2 separate regions of the Homo sapiens genome follow, and region 1 is linked to region 2. Evidence: read pairs that join two places in POLR2A ChIA-PET (ENCODE). Cell type or tissue: A673. All regions are shown on one strand. Region 1 overlaps INTS3 (integrator complex subunit 3). Region 2 overlaps GATAD2B (GATA zinc finger domain containing 2B).

Region 1 (8,000 bases), 53 kb before region 2:
CTACCTGCTGAACACCGTGCGTACTGGGGAGGTTGACACCTCCTCATGCTTCCAGCCCTTGCTGCTGGGCCCAGTAACTCTAATCTGCTGAATTAGGTGTGATTGGACCTTGGCCTGGAGCCTGTCTCCAAAGGGCAAGAGCGTGGTCCCATGTTAGGAACCTGTTTTCTCTGTTACCAAGCCTGCGGAGCAGCAGGAAGTTTGCCTTTTGGGTAGGGAAGGAGCAGGCTGGTGTCTAGCCTCCAGCTGGTCCTCCGTATGTGCCAGCAGCCCCCCTCACATGGATTCTCAAATATAACCCTCTTCTTGTAGGTCCCTGGAGGAGTCTGTAGGAAAGCCTCTGTACCTAATATTTAGGTAAGCACGCAGCTATAGGAGATACTGTTCTACCCTCCATCCTCCCTGACAGCACACACATGTGCTCCTGTCCTGGGGTAATGGGACTCGCTTTCCAGGGAGGAGGACATATGCTGTGGGCACAGACAGCCCATGCCACCTGAGAAACTCCATGGGAGAGTCTGCCCTGGGTAAAGTTCTGTTCCTCTCCTCCCATGCCCCACCTCCAGGAACCTATGTCAGATGCAGGAAGACAACAGCAGCTTCTCTCTACTTCTAGACCTTCTCTCCGAGCTATATCAGAAGCAGCCCAAGATTGGCTACCACCTGCTCTACTACCTGAGGGCCAGGTGGGTATGGTCCCCATGTTTCAAATGGTGTCAGGACACATCCTGGAGAGCCTCTCTTCCACACGCTGACTCCCCAACCCTGGACTGTCATCACCAGGGCCTTCTTTGTGGGTCTGTTTGGTTGAGTTGGTTTGTTTTTAAGAGACAGCATCTCACTCTGTCACCTGATGACACTGCGGCTCAGTGCATGTCACTCACTGCAGCTTCAGACTCCTGGGCTCAAGCCATCCTCCCCCCTCAGCATCCTGAGTAGCTGGGACTACACAGGCATGCACTACCATGCCCAGATAATTTTTTAAAATTTTTTTGTAGAGACAGGGTCTTACTTTGTTGCCCAGGATGGTCTCAAACTCCTGGGCTCAAGTGATGGTCCTGCTTCAGCCTCCTGAGTAGCTAGGATTACATACAGGCATGCGCCATCACGCCCAGTTATTGGTTTTGGGTTTTTTTTTCCCCTACTCTGAGTAAGCCTTGTGTACTCCTAAGGCTTTTTTTTAATTTAAATTTTTATTTATTTATTTTTTGAGACAGGGTCTCACTCAGTCACCCAGGCTGGAGTGCAGTGGTACAATCTCAGCTCACTGCAACTTCCACCTCCCGGGTTCAAGCAATTCTCCCACCTCAGCCTCCCAAGTAGCTAGGACTACAGGCACCCACCACCACGCCCAGCTAAGTTTTGTATTTTTAGTAGAGACAGGGTTTCTCTGTGTTGGTCAGGCTGGTCTCGAACTCCCGACCTCAGGTGATCCACCCACCTTGGCCTCCCAAAGTGCTGGGATTACAGGTGTGAGCCACTGTGCCCGGCCTCAATAATTTTTTAGTATATTCACAAAGTTATACAACTATCACTACTATCTGATTTAGAAAGAACATTTTTATCACCCCAAAAAGAAATCTCATACTCATTAGCAATCACTTTGCCATTTTCTCCCCTTCACCCAGCTCTTGGCAACCACTGATCTGCTTTCTGCCTCTATAGATTATTTTGGACATTTTCAGATAAATGGAATCAAACTGTATGTGATCTTTTGTGACTTGCTTTTTTCTTTCTCTTTTTTTTTTTTTTTTTTTTTTTTGAGACAGAGTCTCGCTGTGTCGCCCAGGCTGGAGTACAGTGGTGCGATCTTGGCTCACTGCAACCTCCGCTTCCCAGGTTCAAGCGATTCTCCTGCCTCAGCCTCCCGAGTAGCTGGGATTACAGGCACAGATCTTCACGCCCAGCTAATTTTTGTTTTGTTTATTTGTTTGTTTTGAGATGGATTCTTGCTCTGTCACCCAGGCTGGAGTACAGTGGTATGATCGCAGCTCATTGCAACCTCCGCCTCCTGGGTTCAAGCAATTCTCCTGCCTTAGCCTCCCGAGTAGCTGGGACTACAGGTGCACGCCACCACATCCAGTTAATTTTTGTATTTTTTTGTAGAGATGGGGTTTCACTGTGTTGGCCAGGCTGGTCTCGAACTCCTGACCTCAGGTGATCTGCCCACCTCGGCCTCTCAAAGTACTAGGATTATAGACGTGAGCCACCGGGCCCAGCCATTTGTATATTTTCTTTGGAGAAATATCTATTCAAAAATGTTCCTATTTTTAATTGAGTTATTTGTCTTTTTATTATTGACTTTTAAGATTTTTTTTTTTTTTTTTTTTGAGGCAGAGTCTCGCTCTGCTGCCCAGACTGGAGTGCAGTGGCGCGAGCTCCACTCACTGCAACCTCCGCATGCTAGGTTCCAGCAATTCTCCTGCCTCAGCCTGCTGAGTAGCTGAAATTACAGGCGCACACCACCACGCCCGGCTAACTTTTTGTGTGTGTATTTTTAGTAGAGACAGGGTTTCACCATGTTGGCCAGGCTGGTTGGCCAGGCTGGTCTTGAACTTCTGACCTCAGGTGATCCGCCCTTCTCTGCCTCCCAAAGCGCTGGGATTACAGGCATGAGCCACCATACCCGGCCAACTTTCAAGAATGTTTTTAAGATTTTGTTGCATACCAAAAGTGTTCTTTATATATTCTGGATGCAAGTCTCAGACATAATGATTTGCAAATATTTTTTCTTCCATTCTGCGAGTTTTAACTTTTTTGATAGCATCTTTTGAACAAAAAGTGCTAACTTTTTATGAAGCTAAATTTGTCTATTTTTTTCTTTTACCACTTGTGTTTTTGTTGTCATGAAGATTTACTCCTGTTTTCTCTTCTACAAGTTGTGTGGCTTTAATTCTTACATTTAGGCCTACAAGCCATTTTGAGCTAAGTTTGTATATGCTGTGAGGTGTCACTGCCCTCATGGTTAGAGCCCAGAAAGCAAGAGAGAAAGCCTTCTCCAGCCTGACCTGAGCCCTCCCTCTTCTGTTCCTGACTCTCATCCGGCAGTAGCTTCACTCACTGATCGTGGTTGGAGCCCTTTTGAGCTCTGGGGAAGGATGGACAGAAAGAAGAGTATCCCCTGGTTCCCCTGAGTTATCAAGCCCCTGTGGGAGGCAGTTGGGAGGGACATGAGGCAGATTAGCACAGGGCATCTGGAGCCAGCAAAGCAGTTTTAGAGCGGGAGCCTGCTTCGGGGATGCTTGAAGGTGGGCACTGGGGTCAGGCTGCTGGCTCAGGCCCAGCTGGTCTTGCAGCAAAGCCGCCGCAGGGAAGATGAACCTGTACGAGTCATTTGCCCAGGCTACCCAGCTGGGCGATCTGCACACCTGCCTGATGATGGACATGAAGGCCTGCCAGGAGGACGATGTGCGGCTCCTGTGCCACCTCACGCCCTCCATCTACACAGAGGTCAGTGCCTGCATCCGTATCTGTGCCGGGGGGCTCACAGGAACACACCTCAGTGAACACTCTGAGTACACACAACCCTGAACCCTCTTTTGTTCATCCCCACTAACCTAGGTGGGCCATTGCTTCCCACACTCACAGCTGTCCCCTCCTTCCACTTCTCTTTATTAGTGGTTGAAACATTTCTAAAACTCCCTGAATTCCTATACTTTGGTGTAACTGATGTGCGTTGGGGTCTGAGCCTATATACTTGGCTTCTCAGATTGGGCCCCATCATCTGGACCCAGGACAGATCCCACAAACCAGATCCATGTTCATATGTCCCAGGCCCTCTTGTCCTCTGATGGCTCACCCTTGCTTGGATTCTCTCTGATAGTTCCTGATGACCAGGGCTTCTGTAGTGGAGACTCACTTTCATTTCCCCTGGTTCACTCACACTCTAGGAACTGGGACATAACAGGTATCGGCCCTTTCTCCTCTTGGTAGAAGTTCCCAGGAAGAGGGAAATAAGGACCCAGGGCATGACAGGAGGAACTGTGATCTCAGCCGAGTACTGGAGGGAGGAGGGGTGCAGATCCTGGACACAGGGTACTTTCCTCCCCCTTCTCTAGATGAGGCCCTGCCTACCCCACACACCTCCAGACATAAACTCTCTACACCACCTCTTTGGCCAAAGGTCAGCACAGGTTGGACTTCTTTGCTGCCAGGGATGCAAATATTTATTCTACCACTGCTCCCACACAGAATCAGCCACCATGGCCAGTCCTCTCAGCTCTGGCTTTATCTCTAGTAGTTCCCCATTCCTTTCTGTACACACATGCTTTGGGAAGTATCAGAGAAAACCCACACCCCTGATGGTGTGCACACATAAATAACAAAACTTGGGGGCTTCAAGTTCTTGAAGTCTTCCAGCATCATAGCTGTTGGATCTCTGTTTAGGGGTTTATTTTAGGGCCTGTGTCTGGCTGACCCAGTCAAACCTTGAGATGTAATAAGGAAGGAGAGTGGGCTATGGGATAAAAGCTGAGGAGCCCATCCAGGACTCTTCCCCTCTCTTTTTCCATTTAGTTTCCAGATGAAACCTTGAGGAGCGGAGAGCTGCTGAACATGATCGTGGCTGTTATTGACTCTGCACAGGTGAACATTGAGCTCTGACCTCCCCAGAAGATCTGGGAGGCAGCATTAGGGACATAGGGCCTCTGCTCTCCCTCCAGGCCTGCAGACAGGGAGCCCATGCCTCCCAGGCACCCTCCCTCCTGGCTACAGTGGTGTGCGCTTTCAGCCATGGGGCCTGGGAAGGAAAAGTGGAACACAAGCAAGGCAGGCTGAGGTTAGGCCAATCCTGCCTGGAGTTCCCCTTATTCTCCATATTCTTTGGGCACTCCTGTTCCACAGCAAAAGCTGAGGGGGTTGTGATTTTAGCTCTCAACTGGCCTTTCCTTTGGCTCGGAATGAAAATGGTCAGACCATTTCTACTTGACCTTTTTACCATGCATAAGGTCCCCAAGAGGCTGTAGCTTTGCTCGGGTCCTTCTGAGGCCTGCACTGGGATCCCATTTCTCCTCCTCTCCACTTAGTTCTCATTCATAAAAGAGGAAGCTTAGCACCCAAGAATCCTCCTTCCTTTGTCTTTACCCTGCCCAACCTACATCCAGAGCCCAGCCTCTCAGGGTCCTTTCCTCCTCAGGCTTAGACCAAGGCTGTAACTATTTTTGCCCAAAATAGTCCTAAGGTTCCCACTCAGGCCTTACTTTATCAGCCCCTTCATCCTTCAGAGATGGCAGCATTCGTTGTGTGCCATCTCCTTCCCATTCCTTTAAACTGGGCCTTCACTTCCTCTAATTTTTTTTTTTCCCTTACGAGCCCTCCTGCGTCCCCCTCCATACTAGCTTCCTGGCCCCTTTCAGAGCTGATGGGTTCTGCCTCCTTCCTCCACCTCCTTAGCTCCAGGAGCTGGTCTGCCACGTGATGATGGGTAACCTGGTTATGTTTCGAAAAGACTCAGTTCTCAACATACTCAGTAAGTGATCAAATCTTTAGGTGCCTGGGAGAGGAGAGGAGGGCAGGGTGTCAGTCCTGTGTATTTTACACTATCAGGAAAGCTGGTTCTGGGGCTGGGAAGTTAAGGGGAGAGAATTGTACTCCACCCTGGTGCGGTCTGGGGCAGTATCTTTCTGGATCTGTCCTACCTCTGTAACATCCCTGCTTGGGGTGCTGGTAGTCAGTGGATTGGGGTGTGTGTGTGTGTGTGTGTGTGTGTGTGTGTGTGTGTGTGTGTGCTGGTAGTCAGTGGATGGGGGGGTGGGGGGGGTGTGTGTGTGTGTGTGTTCGTTTGTTCATTCTTGAGAGAGATGTTTCTTTTGTCTCTTCCAGTTCAGAGCCTAGACTGGGAGACCTTTGAGCAGTATTGTGCCTGGCAGCTCTTTCTGGCCCACAATATTCCCCTGGAGACCATAATCCCCATCCTGCAGCACCTCAAATACAAGGGTGAGTAGGCTTTTGGGTAGGGAGCACATCAGATATGACACTTCCTATACAGTTAGGGCAAGGCTGAGGCCTCTAGGCTTCTAGGATGAGCCCAGATCCATTGTCCTCCTTCCCACCAAAGTGCACAAGGGCAGGCTCTCTGTCAGCCACTTTTGTTCTTTAGGTGAGTCCTGTGGGCCCACCATGAGCCAGGCTCTGGGCTGGGGCTCAGGTGGCTCAGGGACTGATAGGAGTGGGGTAGGGGATTCTTCCTGGCTCCTCATCAAAGACTGTCCTTATTCCCTCCAGTGGCTGTTGGGGGATGAGAGAGGTCCCCAGATTCCATCCTGGAATCATACCTTCCCCCTGAACAGCCTCTGCCCTTCCCTCACAGAGCACCCAGAGGCCCTGTCCTGCCTACTGCTTCAACTCCGAAGAGAAAAGTGAGTTCCACTTCTGGGGCTCTTTAGCCCTCAATTTTAACATCCCAAGAGCTGCTGTGGTCTAAAGGGCTTCTGTCCTCCTCCTTATTGCCATATTTTTTCCTGTCGTTAACATCTGCTTATTCTGCCCTTCCCCCAACGTGACTTACAAATGAGCAGCTCCCCTGGGATCTGGGCTTCCTCTCGACTTTACCCCCCTGCCCACCAGGAGCTGCCCTCGGAGGTGGGGAGGTGGGGACCGGACATCCCTGTTTCCTGCTGCCACAGCAGTTCTAATCCCTGGTGGCTCCTGCTCCCCGCCGCGCCCCCCCCACCGCCCCATGCTCCTGCTGGCCACCGCACAGCTAATCCAAGAGGAGGGAGGGTCAGGGTAGAGGGGTCACGCACCATCCTCTCCCTCACCCTGTGCAGAGCAGAGCCAGCTGGACCTACTGTGCCTTGACAGGGTGGGGCAGAGAGGGAGAGGGTGGCAGCCCCCTCTTCCCGCAAAGCCCTTTAGCAACATCCCCCGATAAATGGGGCAGCAGCTGTGTATCTTATCCTTCCTACCTTTCTGCCTTCCTTCCACCCTTTCTGCTCTCTTGCCTGAGAGACTATAAATGGTACAGAGTGTCCTAGAGGAAGTGGGAAGCTTGGAGGCTGTATGGGGCTGTGACTTCACAACCCTCTCCTGCCCCCTTCCTCCAGCTGGAAGCCAGGTTGGCCCACAGCTTTAGCAGGGTAGGGGTAGGGGAGCATCTGCATGCCACATGCTTGTGCTTCTGCCTCCCAGGCCCACTCCCTGACTGTTCTAGGGGAGGAGGAGGAGAACTGAGGGTCCTCCTTCCCAACACACACACGCACACGCCTTCTCCTACCACAGCAAGTGAAGAATCTCACTTCTTCTCTCCTGGCTTCCACAGAGGATGAAACCAGGCATTCCTTGGCCTAAGGAGAAGAGGGAGAGGGATGTGAGAGTAGTGGGTGGGTGGGGAGGCCAGGGCTTGGGAAATAAGTGGGAGAGACCCAGCATGCCCTGCGGCCACTGTGCAAGCAGCACCCAGTGCCCCCTTCCTCCCCCAGGCCCAGCGAGGAGATGGTGAAGATGGTGCTGAGCCGGCCCTGCCATCCTGACGACCAGTTCACCACCAGCATCCTGCGGCACTGGTGCATGAAACATGACGAGCTGCTGGCCGAGCACATCAAGTCCCTGCTCATCAAGAACAACAGCCTGCCTCGCAAGAGACAGAGGTGGGACACGGTCCCTGTCTACCCTCCAGGCCATGGCGGTCTGCAGTGATTGCTGTCGGTGGTGGTGGTGGTGGTGGTGGTGGTGGTGATGGGGGTCAGTGCTGTCCCAGCCTGGTTTGTGGGCGACATCTAGTGGTCCGAAGCCACATGGCATGCGAGACCACCGTGGCCCTTTCTCCCCATCTTCCAGTGCCCCTGTGGCCAGGATCCCCTGTTCTAGGCACACCTTTCTCACCCAACCCCAGCCCTCCCAGGCTGCCTATCCTGTTCCCCATGTAGGCTGCCTCTGTCTTAAGGGGGCCCTGGCGGGTGGAGGGTGTCTCGCACTCTGGAACCCTCCCACACTCAGACTCTGGCTCTGGTGATTCCTGCACAGCCTGAGGAGCTCTAGCAGCAAGCTGGCCCAGCTGACTC
Region 2 (8,000 bases):
CTACCCCTTCTCTAGAGAAGCTGGAAGCATTCTCTAGACAAGAAAAACTACAGTGGAAACATGAAAGTTACTCATCCTTCTACTGAAGACTAAATCATGCCATAATGGGCCAACAGAACAATCAGTAGTAATAACACCTCTATCATGGCCAGGTTCTTCTATAATCTTCACAAAAGCCCAAAAACAGAGACAGGATTAGACACGGCCCTCCAACACTAAGATCCCACTATGGGTCACATACCTGTAATGTTCTCAAATTTTGAGGTTCAACCCCTTGGGCCCCAGGCCGAGAGGGAAGCTTAGATAGGCCCTGCTGTCCCACATGGGCAGGAGATGGCTGAACAATAGATGCTGCATTCTGTACAACTGGAGTCTGGGAGAGGGAAGAGAAAATAAGACTGTGGCCAATAATCACAGGTGGAAATTTGGTACATTTCTAGACTTTAAAAATTCCTGGTCAGTGTGAGGTTCTTGTCAATCAGGAGGAAAAACCAGAAAAAGGGAGTCAAGGTTTTCTTTTTTTTTTTTTTTTTTGAGACAGAGTCTTGCTCTGTCGCCCAGGCTGGAGTGCAGTGGCCTGATCTCGGCTCACTGCAAGCTCCACCTCCCGGGTTCACGCCATTCTCCTGCCTCAGCCTCCCGAGTAGCTGGGACTACAGGCGCCCGCCACCATGACCGGCTAATTTTTTGTATTTTTAGTAGAGATGGGGTTTCACCATGTTAGCCAGGATGCTCTCGATCTCCTGACCTCGTGATCCACCCGCCTCGGCCTCCCAAAGTGCTGGAGTTACAGGCGTGAGCCACCGCACCTGGCTGGGAGTCAAGGTTTTCTTAAGGCCTAAGATTAAAAAAAAAATCACTACTACTACAGACTAAAAAACTACGGACCCAGAGAAGAAATGAGCCACCCAACTGAACCTACCTGGGGGAACCTACTCTCAAACCAGTTTTTCTTTCCTTTCCCTTAGTCCCTTATTTCTAGGGCACATTACCTTCTGGACCACATTCTCTTTCTGTAGCTGACTCTGTCTCAGTTTCTTTAACAGGACCAGTCGGGCTTCTTCCAATCGTAGCTCATCCCTCAGCTGCTTGATAAGCTGCTGCCGCTCCTCAATGCCTTTCCCCTAAGGAAACAAGAAGACTTTCAGCTATGGCAGCAAGGTACCCAGAATTCCTTCCTGCAAGAGACAATCTTTACTTCTTAGCTCTGAAACCTTCATCTTCCACAAGAAGCAGAAGTGGCAATAGGATTATCTTTGTATCACTGGAGTCTGGCACAGTGCCTGGCATTCAGTAGGTACTCAAAGAAATGCTTACAGAATTAAAGGACAGACCACGTATAAATGCTAATCAGCCAGATTCCTGGCAAAAAGAAGAATGACTAAAGAGAAACATTGTCTTCTTTTAAAATAATGTTCCTAAATCTCTTAAAGCCACATTTCCTCTAGATATACATAAAAACTTAGGAATCCCTTCATATTCAGTTACTTAGGTTAGAGTGCAGAAAGTATCCTTACAGCCAAGAGTTTACTTTATATGACTTAATTATGAACTTTTGTTTTCATTTTCCAAAGATAAATAACACTGAGTATAATGGCCTACATATATGCTTTTCAAACTGTCGTCTCCACTTGCTTCTAATAGTTCCTTTTGAAAGCCCTTGAAGTCAAGAGTTACTATAAAGTTTTCATCAATGGGTATTTATATCCAAAGAGTAAATAGTCAAAAAACAGAACTAAATCTCTTGAGGAATTAAATAAAATAGAAGGAGCATAACAAGAAGAAAGAAATTTTTCTTTCTTTTTACCTTAAACATCTCTAAGTTGGCTGCTTTGAGTCTTTCTTCCATTCTGGAACTGGAACGGGGACTGGAAGCCTCATTGTCAGACAAAACAATGATGTCTGGTGAGGGAGTTAGCCTTCCTCGCTCTGGCTCACTAGACAAGAAAGGGAAAAAATAAGCTATTTCCAACAAAAGTTAAGAAAACTTCTATGCTGAATTAAAAAAATCCAAGGGGGGCCGGGTGCGGTGGCTCACTCCTGTAATCCTAGCACTTTGGGAGACCGAGGCGGGTGGAACACCTGGGGTCAGGAGTTCGAGACCAGCCTGACCGACATGGTGAAACCCCGTCTCTACTAAAAATAAAAAATTAGCTGCGCATGGCGGCGCGCACCTGTAGTCCCAGCTACTCAGGAAGCTGAGGCAGGAGAATCTCTTGAACCTGGGAGGCAGAGGTTGCAGTGAGCCAAGATTGCACCACTGCACTCCAGCCTGGGCAACAGAGCGAGGTTCCCGTCTCAAAAAAAAAAAAAAAAAAGAATAGTCTATCCTGTCAAGAGTAGGTACTGAAGAGTACACAAAAGAAGGAAGTATTAATAATTTGAGGGAATAGTGCCAAGAATATTGTCTACAGCCTTACAGAAAAGGATTAAACCTCCAGAACCAAATATATTGAACTTGCATCTACTTACCAGAGTTTTATCCAGCATCTTACCTCAAAAAGAGTCTAGAAATTACTTTGAAATCTAAATCTCCTGCACTGACTCCTCTTACTCCTAATCCTATTTACTAGATAACTCTCATTTAGGTCATTCTGGGGTTAGCCTTAAAAGCATCATGCTTATTTGTGTAAGATGATAAAAAATGGCACATACTGCTTAAGACCTAGGTAACAAGAATTCCGGAAACTCTAACTGCCTCAGGTTCCCAAATCCGTGACTGTATCTTCTAATTCTCCTCTAATTTCAAAGATACATTCCCAGATCCTACTTTCCTTGAGATTGTCAGCGTAGTTGGTAGTATATAGGTCGAGGGCAATTGTTCTTTGGTCCTTTTTTTTTTCCCTCTTGAGACAGGGTCTCACTCTGTCACCCAGGCTGGAGTCCAGTGGCCCGATCACAGCTCACTGCAGCCTTGACCTCCTGAGCTCAAGCGATCCTCCCACCTCAGCCTCCTGAGTAACTGGGACTACAGGCATGTGCCGCTACGCCCGGCTAATTTTTGTACTTTTTGTAGAGACAGGGTCTTACTATGTTGCCCAAGCTGGTCTTAAGCGACCCTCCCGCCTTGGCCTCCCCTTTGGCCTTAAACAATCAACTTAAACCCTTAATGATCACAGATCGCTAGCTGTCCACTTCTCAGGGTTTCTTGTCCTAGTTGCTGTTGGCACATGGAATTTTTTTTTTTTTTTTTTTTTTTTTTTTTTTTTGAGACAGGGTCTCACTCTATTGCCCAGGCTGGAGTGTAGTGGTGCTTGCTACATTCTCAAACTCCTGGCCCCAAGAGATTCCCCCCGCCTCAGCCTCCTGAGTAGCTGGGACTACAGGTGCACACCACTGTGCCTGGCTAATTTTTTATTTTTTTGTAAGGGGTGGGGGTCTTGCTATGCTGCCCAGGCTAGTCTTGAATTCCTGGGTTCAAGTGATCCTGCTGCCTCAGCCACCCAAAGTGTTGGAATTACAGGTGTGAGCCACCATGCCCAGCCAGGACATGGATACTTTTGAACAGGGAACCCCGATCACTGGAATAAGCAATTTCCTAACAGGGTAAATCTGAGTTGCTAAAATCAACCAAACTTAGGTAAGGAAATAGAATAGGAGGATAGAAAGGTAAGAATGACTATCTTGTGAACTATTAAATTTGTCTAGATTGCTGGCCACAGACACAGCAAGCTGAGAAGGTAGAAATACAGAAAAAGCCACTAGAGGGAGAAAAGAGCCTTTCATTCTCTAACCCCAAATATGAGGAGTAACAGGCCTGAATAAAGTGTCTGCATTCTTTTTTTTGAGATGGATTCTGGCTCTGTCGCCCAGGCTGGAGTGCAATGGCGCGATCTCGGCTCACTGGAACCTCCGTCTCCTGGGTTCAAGTGATTCTCCTGCCTCAGCCTCAGTAGCTGGGATTACAGGTACCCGGCACCGCGCCTGGCTAATTTTTTTTTGTATTTTTAGTAGAGACGGGGTTTCACCGTTTTGGCCAGGCTGGTCTCAAACTCCTGACCTCGTGATCTGCCTGCCTTGGCCTCCCAAAGTGTTGAGATTACAGGCATGAGCGACTGTGCCCGGCCTGAATTCATTTTTAAAGCGTGATTTACTTCTCATTTCTATATTCCTTTATACTCCCCCTCTATGATTAACATGGGTCATTTTGGGTGGGCAGATCACTTGAGGCCAAAAGTTTGAGACCAGCCTGGCCAACGTGGAGAAACCCTGTCTCTACTAAAAATACAAAAATTAGCCGGGCATGGTAGTATACGCCTGTAATCCCAGCTACTCAGGAGGCTGAAGCACAAGAATCACATGAACCTGGGAGGTGGAGGTTGCAATGAGCCGAGATTGCACCACTACACTCCAGCCTGGGTGACAGAGCAAAACTCTGTCTCAAAAAAATTAAAAATAAATAAAAAATAAAACACCGGTAATTTTGGAATCTGGAAGATTTTTCATTTAGAAGCTCTTTCTATTCTGGTCCTGGCTGGATATATACATTACAGATTATTTCTAAGGTAAGGAATTCTTCCTTGCTCAAATGAGTGCCACTTAACTGCTTAGGAACTGCCCAGTACCAAGACAGAGATATTACTGGATGGAGATTTGGGAACTGTATGCCATTTATCAGGAAGTTATATCTGAGAACAACTTTAAATGATTATTTTATTCCCAGATATAAACACACCGGTATTAGGTAGATAGCACAGATAAGGCAAAGCCAAAGCCTCTCTGTTTTTCTTTTGAGTCGGAGTCTTGCACTGTCACCGGGGCTGGAGGGCAATGGTGCAATCTCGGCGCACTGCAACCTCCTCTCAGGTTTAAGTGATTCTCCTGCCTCCTGAGTTGCTGGGATTACATGTGCCCGCCACCACACCCGGCTAATTTTTGTATTTAGAGACGGGGTTTCACTATGTTGGCCAGACTGGTCTCAAACTCCTGACCTCGTGATCCGCCCGCCTCAGCCTCCCAAAGAGCTGGGATTACAGGCATGAGCCACCGCGTCCAGCCTCTTTTCTTGTATTTATTTTTTCTTTTGTTTTTTGAGACAGGGTCTCACTCTGTCACCCAGGAAGGAGTGCAGTGGTGCAATCATTTGTGGCTCACTGCAGTCTCAATCTCCTAGGCCCAAGCGATCCTCCCACCTCAGCCTCCTGAGTAGCTAGTTTTTAAATTTTTTGTAGAGAAGGGGTCTCCTTATGTTACTAAGGCTGGTCTTAAACTTCTAGGCTCAAGTGATTCTCCTGCCTTGGCCTCCCAAAGTGCTGAGATTACAGGCGTGAGCCACCATGCCCTGCCTCATTTCTTAATTTTAAAAAACTAATGAACTAGGATTCTGGCCTCATTTGTTAAACATTCCAAGAGAGAAATTATTTTGCTCTTTTCCTAAACATATATATAATTTACAATATTTGGGGTAGTTAAGTATGAACTCCTACCTATTAGAGAGATATTATTAAAAGACCCACTTGGTGTGACATCACTTGTGACTTAGTCTGGCATATTCTCAGAAGCTATAAAGCTCCTAATCCTTATCCCAGTAGTAAAAACAACTAAGCAGACAACTGCTGTGTCTCTCTAGAATTCTAAAACATTAGTAGTGTTGGTTTCATACATACCTTATTTCACAGGTATCGTAACTTGCCCAACTGATGGCAAAATAAGATATTTAGGCTATTATGACATGGCTATTATGTTAAGAACTTCTCTTGCCTTCTGCTTTCAAATTCTTTCATTTTTTCTTGGTAGAGATGAGGTACCACTATGTTGCCCAGACAGAGCTCAAATTCTTGCCCTCAAGCAATTCTCCCACTTTGGCCTCCCAAAGTGCTGGGAATACAGGCATGCACCACTGCACCCAGCCCTTTCCTCTTTTTATCACTATCAAAGAAACTATGGTTCTCCTTGCTGGGAATCTATCGGTTTTGCTTTTTTTTTTTGTTTTTTTGTTTGTTTTTTTTTTGAGACAAGGTCTTGGTCTGTCACCCAGGCTGGAGTGCAGTGGTGCAATCTCTGCTCACTACAACTCTACCTCCTGGGTTCAAGCGATTCTCCTGCCTCAGCCTTCCAAGTAGCTAGGATTACAGGCACCCGCCACCACGCCTGGCTAATTTTTGTATTTTTAGTAGAGACAGGGTTTCACCATGTTGGCCAGGCTGGTCTCGAACTCCTGACCTCAGATGATCCTCCCGCCTCGGCCTCCCAAAGTGCTGGGATTACAGGCGTGAGCCACTGTGCCCAGCAGTTTTGTTCATTCTTATACATCTCGGGGCTAAGTGGAAATAGCTGTCAGTATATCTGGAGTCCCAAGCTTCCAGAGGATTGTGTTTCAAAAGATCACCCCATGTTGGGTACAGCGGCCCATGCCTAATAGTCCCAGCTACTCAGGAAGCCAAGTGGGGAGGACTGCTTGAGCCCAGGAATTTGAGGAAATAGTGCACTATGACAGTGCTTGTGAACAGCCAATGTACGTCAGCCTGGGCAACACAGCAACACCTCATCTCTTTAAATGATTTTTAAAAATCACCCCAAAATAACATTTTTAAAAAAATTGTTGGGTTTGGCTAGGTGTGGTGGCTCACGCCCATAATCCCGGCACTTTGGGAGGCCAAGGCGGGTGAATCACAAGGTCAGCAGATCGAGACCATCTGGCCAACATGGCGAAACCCCATCTCTACTAAAAATACAAAAATTAGCCAGCATGTAGTCCCAGCTACTCAGGAGGCTGAGGCAGGAGAATCGCTTGAACCCAGGAGACGGAGGTTGCAGCGAGCCAAGATTGCGCCACTTTACTCCAGCCTGGGCAACAGAGCGAGACTCTGCCTTTAAAAAAAAAAAAAAAAAAAAAAAAAGTTGGGTTTTCAGGAAGTCTGACTTTTTAACATATACTGTATCTATCTGCAATATAATACAATTCCAATACCATTAATAAGATCTTATCAAAATGTCTACAGGAGCAGGACTGAAAACAGGAAAAAAAAAAAGAGTGTTAACAAAGTTTCTATGAAAAATGTTGGGCCCGGCATGGTGGCTCATGCCTGTATTCCCAGCACTTTAGGAGGCAAAGGCGGGCAGATCACTTGAGTCCAGGAGTTAGAGACCAGCCTGGGTGACACAGCGAAACCTCGTCTCTACTAAAAATACAAAACAATTAGCTGGGTACAGGGGCACACGCCTATAGTCCCAGCTACTTGGGTGGCTAAGGAGCGAGGATTGCTTGAGCCTGGGAGGTGGAGGTTGCAGTGAACGGACATCATGCCACACTGCACTCCAGCCAGGGCAACAGAGTGAGACCTTGTCAGGAAAGGGAAAGAGAAGGAAAGGAAAGAAAAATGCATTTAAAAGTTCCAATTTGGAATGTGAAGAATCCACCTAACATTTCTTTAACTCTTTCTCCCCAATGAAGTGGGATAAGTTACTTGCTCCAGAAGGGTAAGAGAGATTATAAAAGCCAAGTAGGTTGCTCAGGTTCATGATCTCATTCACCCATATCCTTTTCTTGCAAACAATCTAAAAATGAACCTACTTATATAATATTCTGCTGGCACTACCTATAACTTACAAGTATTTTTCTCCTCTTCCAGGACCTCTAGGGAATCTGCCTGAGGTTTCCTAAGAGGTTTTTTTGTGGTTGTTTTTGCTTTTTTTTAAAATGGAGACAAGAGTCTCACTCTGTTGCCCAGGTTGGAGTGCAGTGGCACGATCTCAGCTCACTGCAACCTCTACCATCTGGGTTCAAGCAATTCTCACGCTTCAGCCTCTCAAGTAGCTAGGAACACAGGTGTGTGCCACCACACCTGGCTAATTTTTTCATATTTTTAGTAGAGACAAGGTTTCACCATGTTGGCCAGGCTGGTCTCAAACTCCTGACCTCAGGTGATCCACCCGCCTCGGCCTCAAAGTGCTGGGATTACAGGTGTGAGCCACCGCTTACTAAGAGTTTTTAATGTTACTACCAAGAATAATGTTTGCTTATGGAGCATGGTTTTAAAAAATAATCCTGGGACAAGACC

What was found. Peaks named below come from ENCODE experiments on the same cell type or tissue, not always from the same donor. Only the 100,000 strongest peaks of a DNase experiment are listed, where the experiment ranks them.
Region 1: POLR2A ChIA-PET joins it to region 2 with 11 read pairs; 4 of 35 experiments call an interaction of 5 or more read pairs at or near these places.

Annotation. Positions count from the first base shown.
Region 1 is chr1:153,764,378-153,772,377 of GRCh38, forward strand. INTS3 (integrator complex subunit 3) reads left to right here. Exons shown (of 30, transcript NM_023015.5): 19 at 313-357; 20 at 567-686; 21 at 3,297-3,450; 22 at 4,516-4,584; 23 at 5,392-5,467; 24 at 5,821-5,934; 25 at 6,308-6,356; 26 at 7,419-7,586; 27 at 7,963-8,000. Among named protein-coding and RNA genes, the nearest start is that of SLC27A3, 7.0 kb to the right of the region's middle. In A673, a CTCF peak has its summit at 7,724 (motif pointing left); no DNase peak of the experiment used is centred here; H3K27ac peaks cover 523 bases.
Region 2 is chr1:153,817,799-153,825,798 of GRCh38, forward strand. It overlaps GATAD2B (GATA zinc finger domain containing 2B), which reads right to left. Exons shown (of 11, transcript NM_020699.4): 3 at 1,808-1,937; 4 at 993-1,124; 5 at 242-373. Among named protein-coding and RNA genes, the nearest start is that of SLC27A3, 46 kb to the left of the region's middle. In A673, a CTCF peak has its summit at 3,686 (motif pointing right); DNase peaks (open chromatin) are centred at 1,273 and 3,713.